Regions from separate parts of the Mus musculus genome. Here region 1 is linked to region 2. A link is a contact called in ENCODE Hi-C or POLR2A ChIA-PET data. All regions are on one chromosome and are shown on one strand. The core of a region is the stretch at or near the end of the contact, and the rest is flanking DNA. Distances in the headings are between cores, read along the strand shown. Region 1 holds the start of Dhx36 (DEAH (Asp-Glu-Ala-His) box polypeptide 36). Region 2 holds the start of Arhgef26 (Rho guanine nucleotide exchange factor (GEF) 26).

Evidence for each region. Hi-C counts contacts between places; a loop is a spot of excess contacts on that map. ChIA-PET counts read pairs that join two places held with the same protein, here RNA polymerase II (POLR2A).
Region 1: a loop to region 2 is called in a map of heart, with 3 times the contacts of the local background. The contact joins the promoter of Dhx36 here to the promoter of Arhgef26 in region 2. A Hi-C loop is called at or near these places in 1 of 37 maps with a recorded cell type or tissue (heart). POLR2A ChIA-PET finds 5 or more read pairs at or near these places in 2 of 5 experiments (both embryonic stem cell).

Annotation. Positions count from the first base shown.
Region 1 is chr3:62,504,238-62,510,573 of GRCm38, reverse strand. It overlaps Dhx36 (DEAH (Asp-Glu-Ala-His) box polypeptide 36), which reads left to right and starts at 3,586. Exons shown (of 25, transcript NM_028136.2): 1 at 3,586-3,856. The coding sequence starts at 3,635.
Region 2 is chr3:62,334,079-62,340,783 of GRCm38, reverse strand. Arhgef26 (Rho guanine nucleotide exchange factor (GEF) 26) reads right to left here and starts at 2,007. Exons shown (of 14, transcript NM_001081295.1): 1 at 211-2,007. The coding sequence starts at 1,287.

The sequences.
Region 1 (6,336 bases), core at 2,337-4,836, 170 kb before region 2:
TGACTGCATGCACATCACATTGTATGCATGTTGATACTGCAAATCAAAACTGTAGTGGAACACTGGCTGGTGTAACAAAAACACCTTGCCTTAATTAACATGCATGGTTTTGAATTAATTGCTTGTTCAGAAAACTTACTTTGTTGCCAAAAATTTCTTAGCACTGACATTCAGTTACGTGACCTCAGATGGGGTTACAACTTTAGATTAGGAAACTGGGGCCAACAGAACATAGATAAAATGGACAAAGGGATAATTCAGGTGCCACTCAGAACACAGAGGATCAATCATGGAATTTCATCCCACTAAGTAGAACAGCACACAATTTAAAACATAGGAATTCACTGGGAGTTTTGTACTTAACTGTTTGGGGTCTATAATTGACCACCAATAGCCAAAACTATGGAAGTAAAGACAGAAGACAGGATTGCATACTCACAATTTTAAGTGAGCAAGGTAAGGGAGAAGAAGAAGAAGGACATCTATGGAGAAAATGGAGATGATGAGGACATCCTTGGAATAGACAGGAGATGTGCACGTTTTGTAGGCATGGTGCTAACTTCTAGTCTCCAGTGAAGATCCAGTCTTCCCTGACTCTCCTAGCAAGATTAGGATCAAAAATTTTGGGGAGACTCTGTCTGCCTTTACATAATAAAGATTTCAAAAACTCAGATGCATTTACTCAAAACACTTTTAGGTCACAGTGGATTAATTTGGATCACTTCCTGGCCTAATAGCAATATCCATACACATACCTTTATTTTTCTTTACAAAACAAACAAACAAACAAACAAACAAACAAACAAACAAAACACCAAGCACTTAAAAACTCCTATCTGGCCAGGCAGTGGTGGTGCACGTCTTTGTTCCCAGCACTTGGGAGGCAGGGGCAGGCAGATTTCTGAGTTCAAGGCCAGCCTGGTCTACAGAGTGAGTTCCAGGACAGCCAGGGCTATACAGAGAAACCTTGTCACAGAAAAACCAACAACAACAATAACAACAACAACAACAACAAAAACCCTTCTATCTGCCGTTTTTTTGTAGCTTTTGCTTTTGTTGTTGGTCAAGCATCTCCATCACCTTTAAATCAGATGTCTAAATAAAAACCTTTGGTGAAAATTAAAACCAAGCGGTTAAATCACTCAATTGCTTTATAACAGGTGGCACAAGGCACTGACTAGTCTTGTTAATAATCAGCACATGGCTTCAAATCAGTGTGTGAATCTTAAACTGTGCTTTATATTTCTCAAGTGTCCTGCCTTGAATTCTGGAACATATACCTATTTTATGCTATTAGATATGATAAGTAAGTAAAGATTATTTTTAAATAAAGTAAAGTAAAAGTAAAGATTAAAGTAAAAGTAAAGTAAAGATTATTAAAGATAAAGTAAAGTAAAGATTATTTTTTTTATTTATTTACATTCCAGTCATCGCCTCCCCTCCTGCTTCCCCTCTCCCACAGTTCTTCATCCCATTCCTCCTTTCCCTTGCCTCCAAGAGGACAGTCCCCTCAAGACTACCCACTTCCCTGGGGTCTCAAGTCTCTGGAGGATTAAGCACAACTCTCACTGAAGCCAAACCAGGCAGACCTCTGCTATATCTGTGCCAGGGGCCTGTGCTTGGCCCATGTATGCTCCTGGTTGGTGGCTCAGTCTCTGGGAGCTCCCTGGGTCCAGGTTAGTTGAGACTGCTGTTCTTCCTATGGGGCCATCCTGTCTTCATCTTCTTCAGTCCTTCTTCTAATTCAACCACAAGGGTCCTCAACTTCAGTTCAATGTTAGGTGTAAGTATCTGTGTTTGTCTCAGTTCACTGCTGGTAAGGCCTCTCAGAAGATAATCATGCCAGGCTCCTGTCTGTAAGCACATCATAGATCAGAAATAGTGTCAGGCCTTGTTGCTTGGAGCCCAAGTTGGGACGGTCATTGGACTGACTTTCCTTTTGTCTCTTATCCATTTTTGTCCCTGCAGTTCCTTTAGGCAGGAACAAATCTGGGTCAGAAAATTTAACTGTGGGTTAGTAACCCAGTCCCTCTTCTTGAGACCCTGTCTATCTACTGGAGGTAGTAGTCTCTTTAAGTTCCCTCTCCTCACTTTTGGGCATTTTGGCTAAGGTCACCCACATTGAGTCCTGAGAGTCTCTCACCTCCCCGGTCTCTAGTACTTTAGTACTTTCTAGAGACCCCCGCGCCCCTCCCATCCCCTTGGCTGCTTATTTCCATTCATTCTCCTGGCCCTCTGGGCTTCTCTCCTGCTCACCCACCCAATACTTTATCCTGTTTCATTTTCCCCTCCCCCTTCCATTCGGCTACCTCCATCCCTCTGCCCCCATGATTATTTTCTTCCCCCTTCTAAGTGGGATTGAAGCATCCTCATTTGAGCCTTTCTGCTTGTTAAACTTTAAGTACTGTGGATTGTATCCTAGGTATTCTGTACTTTTTTAGTTAATATCCACTTATCATTGAGTACGTACCATGCATGTCCATTTGGGTCTGGATTACTTCGATGATCAGGATATTTTCTTGTTCCATTCATTTGCATGCAAAATTCATGATGTCCTCATTTTTAATAGCTGAATAGTATTCCACTGAGTAAATGAACCACATTTTCTGTATCCATTCTTTGGTTGTTTCCAGCTTCTGGCAATTACATATAAGGCTGTTATGAACATAGTGGAGCACATGTCCTTGTGGTATGGTAGGACATCTTCTCATATATTCACAAGAGTGGTATAGTTGGGTCTTCAGGTAGAACTATTTCTAATTTTCTGAGGAACTGCCAGATTAGATACAAGTAACCTATGACAGCCTCAAACTCATTATACAGCTAAGGGTCAAATTCTGATTTATCATCTTCCATCTGCTGTTTGCTGAGATTGCATACCTGCACCACAACACCGTTTATACTGTTTGGGATTAAAACCATGCCAGGCAAGCACTCTTATCAATTGAGCTGACACCCAAGTTCCAGGATTAAAGTTTTTTTTTTTTTTTAAGATTTATTTATTTTATGTATATGAGTTTACTATAGCTGTTTTCAGACACACCAAAAGAGGGTATGGGATTTGATTATGGATGGTTGTGAGCAACCATGTGGTTGCTAGGAATTGAACTCATGACTTCTAGGAGGAGCAGTCAGTGCTCTTAACGGCTGAGCCGTCTCTCCAAGCCTAGTATTAGAGAGTCTTTAAAGAAGGTATTTGGGTGCGTATATTTGACTGAAAGAGGTGCCAGGCGTTTTCTAAGAAATAAGAACTTCTTTGGTCTTTGAGGACAGAGTACACAATGGTCGATGGTTTTGTTGGGTATGTATTTGCATGGCTTTGCAAATAAGTTCTAGGTTTAACAAAGTAATTAAAATTCACTCAAATTTCCACATTTTCTCAGGCTAGTTTAAATTCCCCGCCATCCGAAGGACGCCCACCCAGGAGCTAAGTTTCTGGCCAGAACACGAACCGCGGCTCACACCGCTGGCGCCGTCCGTGACGTCACCGGAAATGTCTGCTTGTGACACTCAACGTCCCGCCCTCTCGCGCTGGGCGCCGGAAGCAAAGCAGAGGGGAATGTGCGCCCGCTTCCGGGCCCGGACGCCATTTTCAGCGGTTGAGTTTTGGCAGAGCTGCTAGTCGGCTCCGACAATGAGCTACGACTATCATCAGAGCTGGAGCCGCGATGGGGGCCCACGGGGCTCCGGCCAGGGCTCCAGCGGCGGCGGCGGCGGAGGGAGCCGGGGCTCGGGCGGCGGCGGAGGGGGCCGCGGCGGCCGGGGCCGGCATCCCGCACACCTTAAGGGTCGCGAGATCGGCCTGTGGTACGCCAAGAAGCAGACGCAGAAGAACAAGGAGGCTGAGAGGCAGGAGGTATGGAGGTCTCGTCAGGACGCGTTTGCTCTCCCTGGCGTTTGCTCGAGCTCGATGCAACCTCTGTCGAGCCCCGGGTAACGGGTCACCCGATGGGTTGCGCCTCCATCCCAAGCCATCACTGCTGCAGCCGATGCATGCTCTGTTTACGGACTTGAGAACTGAACTGAGGGTGAATGCTAAATTCAGACTCTAGCCAAGCCGACTCTTATTAGGGGATGCAATCATTTAGAATGCTTGCTGTCACCTTTAAGTTTTTTCCCCGAAGCAGCCAACAAAAGCATTAAAACACTGTCTTAAGTGTGTAGATCTTGGAGAAAAAAGTAGTTTAGGTAATAGTATTAGCATTAAAGTGAGTCATATGCTGGTCTTTTTTTTTTTTTTTTTCTCCCTTTCTGTTCTGAATTTTCTGTTGACTAGCAGCGCCTCTTTTAAGACTTATTGAAAGGAAGACGCTGTAGAGAAGTATTTGGCTAATTTCATCAGGAAATTGTCAGTTTGGTTTGTATCTTGAAGACCTGTAGTATAGGAAGCATCGTGTTTTTGTTGTCTGTTTTGTTTTGTTTTGTTTTGTTTTGTTTTGTTTTACCTGAGACAGGGTTTGTGTAGCCTTGGCTGTTCTGAACCTGCTCTGTAAATCAGGTTGGCCCTGAACACACAGAGATCCACCTACCTCCGAGATTAGAGGTGTGCACCACCAACCCAGCAAACATAATGGTTTTTGAGTGACCTGGTCTAAGTAACTCCATCATTGCGCAGAATCTTTAAGTGTTTGGACACTGTTTCATACATGCTTTTTTGAATGCTAAAGACCTTTGCATTCTAATAGGGGGAAAGAAATACCTAAACAAATAAGTTCAATAAGCGGATCTTTCCAGATATACACAGGACACACGTAACTTGTGCCCTGGATATTGATGCTACATAGTGCAGGCTGACCTTGTACTCCTAGTCCTCTTTTCATTCCCAGTGCTGGGATTTCATATGTGCACACCTCAGGGCTAGGCTTTTTTTATTAGTTGACCCCTTGATCCCAGTCCCATCCCCAAACTTCCACTTTAGCAAATGCCAGTGTTGTTTATTCACCTGCCATGTGGAAGTGAGCATTGATTTTTCTCTTTTCATTTTGGGAAATCTGTTTGCTCTGCTTTCTTGCTTATCTCTGCAGCAAGTATGGGTCAGACCTCTTAACTTGTTATTTGAATTATAGCCGCCCACCCCAGTCCCATTGTGGTCTCTTAAAACGTGATTCCTTAAGTGGTCTTTAGATCATTTTATTCTTTACTTCCCAACTTGTTTATTGAAGCCATGCAGCTTCTGCCTCTCATTGGTGTTGCCTGGGAACCATGTGATCTGGCTGTAACCTGTAACCCTCCTTGGGTTGATTTTTCCCAGCTCAAGCTCTGAGGCTGATGTAATCATTTATGATTTCTGCTCCTTATTACTTTTTTTTTTTTTTTTTTACCATTTTCCTCTCTAAAACGAGTCTTTGAATTATCTCTAAACATGGTTTTCAATTGGTATAATTCTTTTCAGCACTTTTGGCTTGATAAGATTTTTATCCTAGAATTTCCATCGCTTTTACATTCAAACAAGCCTCATGCTTGCAGATGAAAATACTCCAGTGGGTCCTCATAGTTCTTTCCATATATGTGTATGGCAAACTTACTATTATAGTACCTAATTTATAGAGATGATGTGTGCTAAGGGCCATAGACAGAATGCTATGTTACTAAATAGGAGGATATGGGCTTTCTAGTCAAATGAAAGGATCTTAAAAGATAGAGATAGTTAGCCGTTACTGGGCTACAAGTGAGGGCTTCTGGATGAGCAAGGCTTCGCAGCCTTTCTAATTCTGTGACCTTTTAATACAGTTCCTCATGTTTTGGTGACACCCCCCACCCCCATACACACATGCCTTAAATTTATTTGGTTGCTGTTTTGTAATTTTTTTTTTTTGCTCTTCTTATAAGTGTAATGTAAATGTCTGTGTTTTCCAGTGGGCTTACGAGACTCCTGTGAAAGGGTCGTTTGACATTAAGGGGTCTATGAGAGACGATGACCTAGAAACATCTTCACTAGATTTAGCATTTGGCATTGCAAGGGCCCGTGGATACTATTGAAATGAGGGTACATAATGAAAAGAATGGCCTAGTTCTGAAGTAGACCTATCTTGTTTCTCCAACTTGAATATGCATAGGATTCACCTGGCACCTAGTTAAAGTAAATGACCGGACAGAGCCAGAGAGTCTACTTCTCTAACAGACTTACACATGATGCCAGCGTTACTCGCCATGTAGGTCATTCCAGCTGTAAAGTGGGCAACACATAATTAGAGGAAGAGAAGACCGGGGAGAAAATTCAAGGGTGGAATACCCAGAGGTGGGGAGAAGGGCATGGAAATTGATAGTGGCAGGCAGTCGAATTCTGGAGACGAGGAAATGGAGCACTTGCCAGTAGGTTTGCTGGTGATGCTGAAA
Region 2 (6,705 bases), core at 758-3,257:
AGTTCTAAGCTATTAGTTTGTCAAAAACATTCATTGATTAATAATAATAAAACACAAACATGGGACATGGTGACTCAAATAAATAGAAAGCAATGCACTGTTCCATGATTTGGGTAGATGAATTAAATTCATGTGCCATGAGCATTCAATTCTTTCCCAACACGTTCACACTGGATTTAATGAATGGCATGTGAGCCTGCCCAGTCCTACCTTTATCCTTCCCAGGCTAGAGAACTTCTCCTTGTCTTCCATTACGGCCTTCAGGACAGGCTGGGACATTCTGTTCTTCTTCTTTGAGCTGGTGGGACTGTCAAAATCAAAGCCGCTGACCACTGCCCTTCTGTAAGACGTGGACCTCAAGCCTCGCCGAAGGGAGCCGGGACTGTCCATGTCGTTGTCGACTTCGCCTTCCTCCCCTTCGTGGCCCAAGGGTGCTCCCAGTCCCTCCACCATGCTGCGCACCTTGAGAAGCCTCCTATGGGACTCCACGTTCTGACTATTGGATTTACTCAGTTTAATTTCAGAGGCAAGGCTTTTTGGGATAATCTGCTGCTTTCCCATCTTGAGGGCCGCCGGGCTGTTGGTACTCAAAACCACGGAAGGGTTTGGGAGCTCATTCCCTTGGGAGGGCAGCCTTTGGAGTGGCAGTTTTTGTTCTGAAGACTTGTGTGGGAGAGCAGGAGAGAGTCTCGAGGGGGCCAGCTCCAAGTCCCCAGCTGGCTGACCAGTTTGTGATACTGGGCCAGATGAGTCGGTTTTATGGGCAAGGCCATTGGCAATGGGCGAAGATACCTTACTGGCAGTCACCCCGGTGCAGTCCTCATCGGTGGCGCAAGAGGCCGGGGTGTCCGGAGTCCGGGAGGCGCGCGACAACAGCGCCGCGGGCGAGGCCACGGTGCCATTAGAAGTGGACTTCGGGGAGCCGCCCGACGCCGCGTAAGAAACCAGGGGTGACTTGGGCCGTCGGAGTCGAGGAGAAGCAGCTCTGTAGTCCGGGGACACCGTGCGACCATTGGTCACCGGCCTCCGATGCGCGCTCAGAAGCTGGGGGCTCCTGGACACCGTCCTGTCGTCCGGGTCGGCGGGTACGCGGACCGGAGTCTGCGGCGTGGGAAGGGCAGCCAGCTCCTCCACAGGGAAGTCGGTGATCAGCAGCCCGCTGGGGCTCTGGTACGACTGTGGCCGCGGCTTGCTCCGGCTGAGCAACTGGAGCGGAGGGGTGGACCGTCTCCGCCACAAAGGGGTGACGCCGTTGCTGGAAAAATCCACCTCGCTTTCGCCGTCCATAGCGGGGCCTTTGAGCCAGCCCCGAGAGGAGGAAAGCTGCTCAGGTTGCCTAAGAGAAAGGAACTTTGCCTCCGGACAACTAGTCTTGTCTGGGAGCCTAACCGGGTTCCAGCCCGGCGGTCACACGGGTGTCGCGCGGGACTCGGCAGCGCCGCACTTACCCGCCCTTTCTCGGGCACAGCGTCTCCCGCCAAGCTTCCCGACCGAGGACTGAGATCCGAGCCGCAGTTGATCAGATGAATCCCGTCTCCTCTGCGTCCTTCCCGCCCCCCAAGCCCGCCGGCACCTAGAGAGCTCGCCGCCACCGCAGGACCCTTGGAAAGAGTTCAGCTGGCTGGGACAGCTCGCCGTGGGACGCTCCCCCGCGTCTCCATCTAGCCGCCCGCCCCGCGCCAGTCCACCCGGTCCCCGGTATGCGGTCTCCAGCGCGCTCACCCTTCCGGGGCACAGACCAAGGAGTACTCCCTGTCCCCGAGGGTGGCCTGGGTCCTTACTAAAGCGCGGAGACAACCGCTCAGCCTGGGACAGCAGAGGCCCGCGGCGCCGGCCCCGCCCCCGCGCTACGCCCCGCCCCAGCACGCCGGGGAAGCTCGCACCGAGGCGCCCAGGAGTTCCCGCCCCTGCCTTCCCGGAGTGCGCTCAGTGATTGTAAACGGGACGCGCACACCTGAGCTGCCTGTCCAGACCCTGAGTGCAAGAATGCAGGAGCGCGGGCGGCCGCCCTACGGGCCAGCTGGAGGGCGCGGTCGCAGATCTGAACACTGCGTGGGAATGGTCGTGAGAGCAGAGAAAGGGCTTCTTGATCATCCCTAGACCTGGAGGGGAAGGTTGGAAGGGTGAAACACTTCGGAGCTTGGTGCTGCTGCGACACTTCACTGGGCCACTTGTGGGCGTCAAACTGAACCTCACTCCGGGCTCTCACTCATCTGCTTGCAATAATGTGTGGACTACAGACAGATTTGCTTGTATGCACTCAGAGGAGACTGAGAGGCCAGGTGGACTATGACTCTACATGTCCTAATGTCCTAATCTTTGTGCCCTGTATGTTTGAAAGTCACACAGTAAAAGTAAACAAAATACAAAATATTTATTAGTGTGTAGTTGTGTACAATATAAATTGAAAATCTGTATGTAGAATAAAATATCGAACAAGAAGTAAATTCCAAATCCTTATTAGAGATTAAGAGGCTGGGCCTACCCCTTCAATCTAGTCTTTTTTCACTAGCTTTATCTAGTCAAGCCAAGTCCACAGTCTTAGAGCCTTCAAGTTTATTTCTTGGCCTTCTGGTTTGTCACTTCATTGGAATTACCCCCGATTTCCCCAACCACCTGATCTCTTTCTTTTTCACATTAACCGAAATTTGTAAATCTGAATGCTTAGTTATATGTCTGTGTATTAGTGCTTAATCTATTCTGCCTTTGCATTGTAGTTTTGAAGAGGGCAGGGGTTATATTTGTGACTCATGCACACAGTAAGTGATAAATATCTGTGGAGTTTGGAAGTAGATGAATAAGAGAAATGAACTGGGCCAGTGATATCTTTTAGATGTTGGTTGCCAAGTTGGCTATGTCTTGGTGAAATTCCAGGTATGTACGACCTGAGAAGACATGATTTTGGTTGATGAGATCTGTAGAATTGGTTGTTAGCAAGACACAGGGCAGGCTCCAAGTGTTCAAAGTTCATGTGAGTGCCCACTGTTTAAAGCCATGCTTCTTTCTGCTTTGGGTGGCAAAAGGAAGGGTGGTTCTTTATGTTTTTCTATAATTACCAAAGTGACACAGTGAAGGTCTTTGATCTCAGAAACTTTTTTGAACTCGAACAAATGGAATCAAAATGTATATCGAAATCATTTTTGAGAAGATTTACTAACAATTTCATACGGAAATAAGTGGATTCTATGTTCATCTATGGAGCCTTGCTGTAGGGGATTTTCATATCAATAATATTAGTTTTATATAATAAATTTAACTTCAGAAAGTTGTGGAGATTTATAAGTGGCAGGTTTAACGTGGATCAGAGTGCAGTCTGTGATCAAAGTTTAAAGACTTCGAGAATGGCCTGAGAAGTTAATGTCCCTGTAGGTCACATGGGTTCTTGAGCTGTGGTGACTTGTGATGAAGAAGTCACAGTCTGCTCACCTCCGTCCTGAGCAACAGCCTACTCCCCAAACAGCATCGAAACAACAAACTAAGGAAAATTGGCAAGCACACAGACTGTGTATTTTAGCCTCCATTTAATCTATTATATATTTTCAAATCTAAGGCGTAGTCAGTTGGTTGCTGTGCTGGCTAGTCTTATATCATCTTTAATATACAACCTAGAGTTATCTGAATGGAGAGAACCTTAATTGAGAAAAGGCCTCTGTAAGGTCCAGCAGAAAGGCATTTTCTTCATGATTGATGGGGGAAGGCCCAGCCCATTGTGGGCAATGCCATCCTGGAACTGGTGGTTCTGGGAAGCAGCACCCCTCCGCAGCCTCTGCATCTGCATCAGCTCCTGACTCCAGGACACTGCCCTGTTTGAGTTGTTGTCCTGGCTTCCCTTGGTGATGAACAGTGACATGGAAGTATAAGCCAAATAAACCTTTTCCTCCCCAACTAGCTTTTTTGGCATAGGATTTTGTCACAGTAATAGAAACCGTAACTACAATATATGAATTGCAAAGCTAGTTAATTAAAATATGACACAATGCAGCATCATAAGGAATTCTTTATACTTACTGAAAAGATATTTTTTAGATTAGCTTAGTCAAAATTTTTTCTTTTGTGCACATATACAAAGTGTAAAATATAAGCAGAGTGAATTGGTTGAGGTTTATACTATTGCTTTAGAATACTTTTGTTTTCACACAGCTACTAATATGCATGGTTTTCCCCTAAAAAAGAGCACCAATAGTACAATATTTCTCCTTTTTTTTTTTTTTACATTTTCTAGTTCAGTGGATTTATTTAACACAAATCTAAAATTTTACTATATTTTAGCTATACAGAATAGCCCATTTAATTCTATTTTGTAGAATTTATTTAAGTTATTTATTTCTTTTAATTTTATTTTGTTTATTTTCATTCCAGTCATTGCCACTCCCCCCACCTCTACCCCCACCCTCCCATCCCACCCCGCCTGCCCCAGTCTCTCCTCCTACAATTCCTGATCCCATTCCTCCTCCCCCTTGCCTCCAAGAGGGTGCTCCTCAGCCACCAGGCCTCCTGCTTCCCTGGGGCAAGTCTCTGGAGAATTAAGCATGTTTTCTCCCACAGAGGCCAGACCAGGCAGACCTATGCTGTCTCAATATGTGCCAGGGGCCTAGGACCAGCCCATGCAAGCTCTTGGTTGGTGGCTCAGTCTCCAGGAGCTCCCTGGGATCCTGGTTAGTTGAGACTGAGACTGCTGGTCTTCCTATGGGGTCTCCCTCCCCTTCAGCTTCTCCAATCCTTCCCCTAATTCAACCACAGGAGTCTCCAACTTCAGTCCAATGGTTGGGTATAAGTATCTGTGTCTGTCTCAGCTGCTGGTAGGGTTTCTCAGAGGTCATCCATCCAGTCTCCCATCTGCAAGCATATCAGAGTATCAGTAATAGTGTCAGACCTTGGTGAGTGCCTGGTGTGGGTGTGGTGGCACACACCTTTAATCCCAGCACTGGGAAGGTAGAGGCATGTGGATCTCTGTGAGTTCAAGGTCAGCCTGGAACACAGAGCAAGTTCCAGGACAATCAGGTACACAGAGAAAGAATGTGTGCAAAAAGTGAAACCAAGACAATATTTCTTATGAACATGTTATAGTTCAGTGTCTGGTATTTCCTTTCTAGCCACTAATAGCCATATTGTAATTCTTTAATTCAATATAATTACATGGATCTCTCTCTCTCTCTCTCTCTCTCTCTCTCTCTCTGTGTGTATGTGTGTGTGTGTGTGTGTGTGTGTATTCTCATCACAGTAACTTGGCCAATTACTGCTTTCAAGAAACATTCCAATTTCAGAGAAGTTGAAAAGCAGGACTAAATACTCTTTAAAATTGAAATGAACGGGTACATTGAGCAATGGACTTTGCTGGTATACTCAAAAGCCATATTGAATTAATGGAATAGTCAATGGTATACCACAGGACATATTTCTGCATTTACTTTTAATGTGCTTGGCACAATAATTTAGCTAATATAAAGGGAGTATGTTGATTGGACTTATTACCTTTGCTACTATATCCGTGCACCTTTTATTGGATTTAGATATTCTTTCCACAAATAGTTATTTAATGCAGTTAATAGTGAAGCAATGGGCCAGGCCTACTTGAAGACTATAGCTTGTCTCAAGTACCTAAAACATTAAAATGAGCACAGAAGACACTCAAATTGAGAGATCTGAGAAGCTCCTTGGTCTATAGAGACATCGGTTAAGAGGACATAACAAGGCCAAATTATTTCAAGGTAGAAAAGAATTAATGGCCTCTAAAAGAGATGTTCCAGTGTGGATACACTGTGGGACAAGGACTAGACTACCTACATTTCTTAAGTGCCAACTATATTAATCTACTGAACAGATATGGTAGATGAATTCTGTTTTCAGCTTCAAAGATGTATAGGGCAGCCAAGTGTGGCTGCTTCACAGAGACGGAAAGGGAAGATTTGGGCATGTTTCCCAGGGAAGACAAAGGAGCATACTCTCCCTCTTTGCTCCTTTACTGAAGAGCCTGAGGATGCCCTCTAGATAGCTGCAGCACACACCTACAGAATTGCAGAAGCAGCCACGTGAGAGTCTGCCAGTCTGTCCTAGTGGACAATACCATACACAGGCGCTGTGGATTAAGGAGTGAGCTAAGTGTGTGTTGGGGCTTGGAGGGATAGACTAAAGTCTCAGTGCCATTCACAATCCTAGTGTTAACAATTCCAGTTTAAGAATTTAGAGATTCTTGTTGGAAGTTGACTGTCAGTAGAAAGTGGCTATCATCTCTGCAGCCATCTCGGGCTATTTACTTACAGGTGTTACTTTTCCACCCTGATGAGAGACTTGATGTTTTTGCAAGAAGGCCACCACAGCTGAACACTCTGATAACATCTTGGTTTTTCTTCTACACATTCTGGACCTCCAGCTGCACTACCCGTCGTGTGCATATATACCCATAGTTGCCTTCTAATAAACGAGACTTGAGACTCCAAACTTAAGATTTGAGACTCCAAACTTAAGACTTGATCCTTGATCCTTGACAGCCTGTGTTGTCTCCATTTTTAGAGTCTCTTGCCCCTCAGTCCCCACTCTCTCTCTTGCAGACTCCGTTGACTGACCTGCAGACCAAGTCAGATTCTAGTCCTTTTGAGGTGGACCATCTCTGAAACGCTGAGCATAGCAGTAAGACATGCATATCTTGGGCATTTTGTAATGCGTGTTGAGTTCTAGGCACGCCTGAAGATATACAAGATCCCTCTG